Regions from separate parts of the Homo sapiens genome. Here region 2 is linked to region 1. Evidence: chromatin contacts called from ENCODE Hi-C or POLR2A ChIA-PET data. All regions are on one chromosome and are shown on one strand. Each heading gives the region's core, a stretch centred on a gene start or an enhancer-like site at or near the end of the contact. The rest is flanking DNA. Distances are from core to core; before and after follow the strand shown. Region 1 has its middle 48 kb from the start of INTS6-AS1. Region 2 has its middle 9.8 kb from the start of MIR4703.

What was found. Hi-C counts contacts between places; a loop is a spot of excess contacts on that map. ChIA-PET counts read pairs that join two places held with the same protein, here RNA polymerase II (POLR2A). Pooled maps may share reads with other maps.
Region 2: a map with no recorded cell type shows a loop between it and region 1 (2.6-fold over the local background). The contact joins two enhancer-like sites. A Hi-C loop is called at or near these places in 3 of 168 maps with a recorded cell type or tissue (CD4-positive, alpha-beta T cell, endothelial cell of hepatic sinusoid and heart right ventricle), 7 of 37 single-sample maps with no recorded cell type and 5 of 50 pooled maps. POLR2A ChIA-PET finds 5 or more read pairs at or near these places in 4 of 52 experiments (BJ, MCF 10A, Panc1 and 1 more).

The regions. Positions count from the first base shown.
Region 1 is chr13:51,499,701-51,502,929 of GRCh38, reverse strand. No RefSeq gene overlaps it. Among named protein-coding and RNA genes, the nearest start is that of INTS6-AS1, 48 kb to the right of the region's middle. RefSeq lists an enhancer at 281-430. Within about 2 kb of position 1,534, at least 3 of the 41 ENCODE cell types and tissues checked have a DNase peak (open chromatin) inside an H3K27ac peak, as active enhancers do.
Region 2 is chr13:51,541,189-51,544,417 of GRCh38, reverse strand. No RefSeq gene overlaps it. Among named protein-coding and RNA genes, the nearest start is that of MIR4703, 9.8 kb to the left of the region's middle. Within about 2 kb of position 1,762, at least 7 of the 41 ENCODE cell types and tissues checked have a DNase peak (open chromatin) inside an H3K27ac peak, as active enhancers do.

The DNA.
Region 1 (3,229 bases), core at 285-2,784:
AGACCACTCAAGACAAAGGAAATTGCTTCAGCCAAGTTAATTGTGTGATGGTGGAGGGTGTATTCTGGGAATGTGAAATAAGGAGATGGTACTGGATTTGAGGATTACAGAAGAGATGAGGCCAGAAAGCTTGGTTGGTGCTACAAATTGTGGATAGCTTGTTGACATGTAACACCAGGAGGCCTAAAAGCTTGGATCTATGGTTGTGGGGGAGCGGAGTTGAAATTTAATGAAGGTCGGACATGGGAATACAGAAAAAATAGAACGTTAGGAAGACTGGGAGGCTCAACCAGGATTTGGCAACCAATATTGGGTAGGGGAGGGTGAGAGGGGGATTCTGGAGCTGAAATGTTTCTGAGACTTCAAGTATGACTCACATCTAGCACAGTTATGACTTGAGATCCAGTGCTTCCATGAAGAAAAGGACTAGGCTTGTATGGAAGGATAAGTTCAATTCAGGATGTGCTGAGTCTGAGATGGATACAGAACAACTGATCAGAAATACAGGCCTGGGGCTGGGAGATGAGTCAGCTGGAGGCAGAAGGGGAGTTGTCCCCTAAAAGATCACAGTGAAACTACCCAAGTAGATGAGATCATTGAGAAAGTACATGTAGCATGAGGCAAATACTATCAATATTAGTAAGCATTACAGGGATGTGCATGTGCTTGGGGGACCTTGTAGTGGGAAGGGCATCATACAAAATTAAAACATCTGCACCTAAGTCCTTCCTGGGCTTTCATATGTATACTCTCATTAATCAATCTTTAACACATAACATTGTGAGGTAGAAAAAAGAGAGAAGAAGGGCAAGCGTTTGTGAAGGTTCATATTTTTGAGGTTAGGAAGAAGAGGAACTAGAAAAAGAAAGAAAGATCAAGTTTTTATAAAGTTGTAGTAAACCTCCAACAGCCAACTTATCATTGTCAGACAGAGATCCTGCCTCCAATATTCTTGAACCTTAAATGAAGATCAGGACTCATACCTAAGATGTGTGTAACAAGCTAAGGGGACATTTGAAAAGTGCCAAGTACAAGGCATAGATGACAAACACTAATCATGGATTGGGCTGGATTTGGTCCAGGAAGACTCAGAGGGAAAACATGTGGGCTGAGTCTTGAAGGACAGCAGGGCTTGGAGGAGTGGAGAGAGCAGAACAATGCAGACCAGGGGGACCCACAGCCCTAAAGGCCAAGAATTTCCTTCCTTCCTTCCTTCCTTCCTTCCTTCCTTCCTTCCTTCCTTCCTTCCTTCCTTCCTTCCTTCCTTTCCTTCCTTCCTTTCCTTCTTTCTCAGAGCCTCACTCTGTCACCCAGGCTGGAGTGCAGTGGTGCAATCTCGACTCACTGCAACCTCCGCCTCCCGGGTTCAAGCGATTCTCATACCTCAGCCTCCTGAGTAGCTGGGATTACAGGCATGCACCACCATGCCTGGCTAATTTTTGTTTTTTTAGTAGAGACGGGGTTTCACCATGTTGGCTGGGCTGGTCTCGAACTCCTGACCTCATGTGATCCGCCCACCTTGGCCTCCTAGGCTTGAGCCACTGTGTCCTGCCGAAGCCAAGAATTTTCTCTGACCTCATATTTACAACCAATGTGTACCAGAAAGTCTCATACAAACTCACAATGCTTACATACTTATGTGGTCATCAGATATGGCACAACAGTGGCTTTGATTTTCCTTTTATACAGGAGCACATTTCAGCTTTTCTTCCAGTTTCCTATTTATTTTAGTTCCAATGTTTAGTTAATACCTTTGATTTTTAAACATTAACTCTTCTAATGTCAGATTCTATGGCATTCTGAATTATTGACATTATGCCTGAAGATTTTAAAAGAACAACTAATTCTCAATTACTTCCAGTTTACTGGTCTGAATGTTGCTCCCCTCCACCTGCAACTTAGGAGGGACCTTGGAGCAAGGTCGTGTCCCAGATTGTTGAGGACGTTTGCTGCTCCTTGGCTTCCCAGCTCCTGTTCCTCTTTCTAAGAGCACTGTGAGTTGCTTGTTGGGAACTAATGGCTCCTCACTGTGGCAGTCCCAGTGGGACTGCTAGTTAAGGAAACTTGCTTCTTGCCAAGAGAGTTGGCCAATCAAATTTTATTCTAGACTAGTGTATCTTGAGCAGGGTAAGTCAAGGACTGTGTAAAAAAAAAAAAAAAAAAAAAAAAAAAAAGGACCAGGATTTCAACAATGATGCTCTGAAGAGATCATCAACCACTTTCTACCCCAGGGCTGCTCTTTCTGAGTCTCACTCTTCAGGTTGTTTTTTCATTCTGGGAGCTGTCCCACATCTTTCTCTTCTCTCTTAACTTAGCCAGGGTCAGTTTCCATTGTTTATAAAAACCAAAACAAAGCAAAACTCATTCACTGACCTGACCGGAAAACGTGATATTTTCAATTGTCTGCCAAAGTTCCCCCCACTGATGTGGAAAATCAAGAGTGATAAGGATGGTTAAAAGAGAATAATTGAGATATTGCGACAAATGATACTTTGTTGGTTTCTCTTTCAGTTACTTGAATCACTGTCGACACACTTGCTTGAAGAAGACACTGGAGAGCCATTCTGTCACCCAGGCAGGAGTGCATTCATGATAGGTAGCCTTACTATGCGGTTCTAGTCTGTACCCTGCTATCTTTTCCAGGGGATGGTTTGTGTAGAGCATGTAGAGTGGCTCCTGTGTTCTCTGGCTTCCTGGTTGAGTTTCGTCCTCCCTCTGCCTTGAGAGAGTAGGGTCTGGGTGTGAGTTCTCTTAGCTACCACCTTAAGAGGTTGCTTCAGTCTGTCTATGCCTAGTGGTGTGCTAGTAAATGTTTAACTGGCTTTCTGCAAAAAAAAAAAAAAAAGTTCTGGTTTACAGTATTTGCTGATTACCATGGTACCGTATTCCCACCATGACCGATTTTAGGCTACCAGTGTGACATCATTGAATACAAGTTGGGAAAAGATGCAGTCAGCTCTCATGTGTCCTATGAGGTGGCTCCAGCACATAGCTGTGTGTGTGTCTCCCAGCATGACTCCTCTCAAGGTGGCCCTGCACTCCACAATTCTTTCTCCTTCGAGCTCTAGGAACTTGCATGATCCCTTTGTGGTCTGCCTAATCCCTGCACATATCTTTGTAAATTGTCCCTTTGTAAGAAAACAAACTGTTCATACACATCCACTCACGTGTGCATGAGAAATTTCACAAATTACCCTAATTTGAAAGTGCCATCACATGGTGGTGGTAA
Region 2 (3,229 bases), core at 513-3,012, 41 kb before region 1:
TTTTGATTATAGCTCCAAGATGGGACTCTAATTTTATTTTTTCCCATTATTTGTCAATTCCAACATTTACAAAATAATCCATTCCTTTCTCTCCTCAAGTGAAATGGTGTCTTTAATATATAAAAATTCTTCAATATATTAAAACCAGTTCTGGACTTTTTATTCTAATGCTTGTTTTGTCTGTGAGTTCTATACCTGTACAATACTTTTAATTAAAGTAATTTTAATGCATTTTGATATCTGATATGACTTATCTCTTCTTTATATTTTTTAAAATTATATTTTATGTTTAACTGTACTCTTCTTTGTCAAAATATCCATTATTCTTACATATTTATCCTTCCATATTTTTTAAATATAAATTTTGGCACATTTCCCCGTTTCCTCCATCTCCCAGATTTTTGGGGGGATTTTCACTGAGATACCATTTAATTTATATTTGAATTTAGGAAGAACTTACTTTTTATAATATTAAAATATCCAGAAACAGAGTTTATCCTTCCATTTATTTATGTCTTTATGACTCTTGGTCAGGATTTGTAGATTCTTTGCACAGGCCTACCACATTTCATGTTCAGTTCATTCTTTTATTTATTCTTTTGAGATAAAATCTTACTCTGTCCCCCAAGCTGGAGTGCAGAGGCGTAATCATAACTTACTGCAGCCTCAAATGTCTGGGTTCAAGTGATCCTCCCACCTCAGCCTCCCAGCTAATTAAAATTTTTTTTTGTTTGAAGATGAATTCTTGTTATGTTGACCAGGCTGGTCTTGAACTCCTGGGCTGAAGTGATCCTCCTGCCTCAGCCTCCCAAAGTGTTAGGATTCCAGAATAAGCCACTGTGCTCAGCCTATTATTCTATTTTTTTTTAAAAATAAGTTCTTATTCATAAATGTTATGGTGCTTTTGACCCTGCATAAGGAGAAAATTAATTTCTTTCAATCTGAAGTAGTTTTATTTTGAAAGTAAATCAACTAGTGAACTTGAATAACTAGTTCACAAATATCATGCAAATTTGAAAAAGTTAAAATATTAATAGTATAAACAATGAAATAAAATCTCCTTCCACCCTTCTCCCTGGCCACCACGTTCTTCTCCCTGTAAGCAACTGCTGTATTCTGTTAGAGCAGAGTTTTAAAAACAAACAAATTTTAAAAGTATATACCTATATAATACACACACACACACACACACACACGGGGAGACAGATATACGAAATATATGCAAAAATTTATCTATGTGAACAAAACAGTGTGCTAAGTAATTTTAAGGAATCAAATGGAAGGCTAAGACCTGAGAAGGAGTCTGGGAGTCTGTTCAAAAACAGAGAGAGAAGCAGATGAAAAAACTCTGGTACTTTTCCAATATTGTCAGTTACCAGTTTATTTAAACTCCAAATGCATTTTCTCACCAAGTTACAGCAAAAGATAAATCTAGAATCCATGCCACATTAACTGCACAAAATATAAATGTCCACCACCTAAGCTTTCCCCTGCGTCAGATGGCAAATAAGATAGGAACCACACATTCCTGGGAGGCAACAGATCAAGAGCGCAAAATGACAAATCAAATTTCTGTACCAAAATGTACTAAGCTTCTTCAATTAGTTGGGAGAAGCTTAAATAAATCAAAACCATGGCACAAAAATAACTTAAAAGCCGTTCCCCAGATAAATTTGTATTATGCTGTAAACAACTCAGAACAGCCACTCAGAATGGTGGTGAGTAAAGCTGGCAAGCTAGCTGGCTGGTGCAAGCCGGCAGCTTTCGTAGTCACTATAGTTCAGCCCAGGGGTCGGGGGAAGTGGAGGGACTGATGAAGCTCTGGGCAGTGGAGGCAGATGGGAGAGGAATAGTAGGTGATTGAGGGGGAGAGGGGGTTGTAGGGAAGGGGGAGGTGCTGATTCAAGCAAACCAAACTCACAAAAGGCTGATTTATAAACAGAAATGCCATTTGTTCATTAACCAGCACAGGGGGATTAGAGGGGTGTTTTATTCACTCTGCAGAAAAACCTGATGTGCTGTCCCATTCTGCAATAGAGTATTCTTACTCTGCGTGATCAGGGTACTCCTGGTCAATAAATACAGCTCTCTATTCCATGGGCAATGCTGGGAAAACCCAGATATATGTTATCCTGTGGTCTTGACTCTTTTTATCTTTTCATTCCAGTCCCTTGTGTTAACATATCATTCCTCCATATACGGACCACGATAATATCATGTGGACCAGACTCACTTTACAGCGTACTCTCTAGTCCAAGTTTCCTGAAGCCTTCCCTCTCTCCTCAGTCCCTTGGTGGGGGCTTTACTGTAGATCGCTGGGAGGTAAGAGTGATATAATGTGACAGTCAACTGCACAGGTTCTGAGCTCCGCAGGCTTTGTTCCAATCTTCGCCTGGCCATGTGCCAGCTGGGTAATCTCAAGTAGTTCTTTAACTTTTCTCTTCCTTGTCAGTGAAAATGGGAATGATAAATAGTACCAACCTCAGCAAGTCACTGTGAAGATTAAAGGAGCTAAGTCATTGCTGAACACCTAGAACTGTGCCTAGTGTATGTAGAACACTCAAAAGTTATTGGCCATTAGTGTTATGGCTACTGCTATGTACTTCTGTTGATTTGCAGTTGTCTCTGCTCAGGAAGAATAAACTATTTTTAACCTTTTGCCCAAATTAGGGAAAAGAAAATGAAATGTCAAATGAGAGACCAGTTTGACCTGATGGTGAAAAGTCTGAAACTTATTCCGTGTTTTAAAGAAATGCAATTGTATTGCTTCCAAATGTGAATATATTGCACCCTAAATACATGGAGAATAAGAAAATAAATAAATTTGTTTAAAGGTAGAGTAAGTTAAAAAAAAAAAAAAGGAGAGAGAACTTAATGTAAAAATACAATTTACAATAAGCAAGTGTTTCCAGAGCACCTAGTATCTACCTGCTTCCATTCTTGCCTTTCTGAAATCTATTTGCAACACAGTAGCCAAAATAATCTTCTAGAGGATTAAGTTTGATCATGTCACTTCTCTGTTCAGAATCTTCCCACCGCATTCAAAGTAAAAACCAATGTCTTGATAATGCTCTACAAAGCTTATATAACCTGCTCACCCCCCTCCTCGGCACCTTCTATGACTTTATCTCTTAATTCCCTCGCCCTTACTCATTCTGCACACTGGACTCTGCTGTCATTTAACTTGCCAGGCATTCCTGCCTTAGGACCTTGGTACTTATGGTCTCCT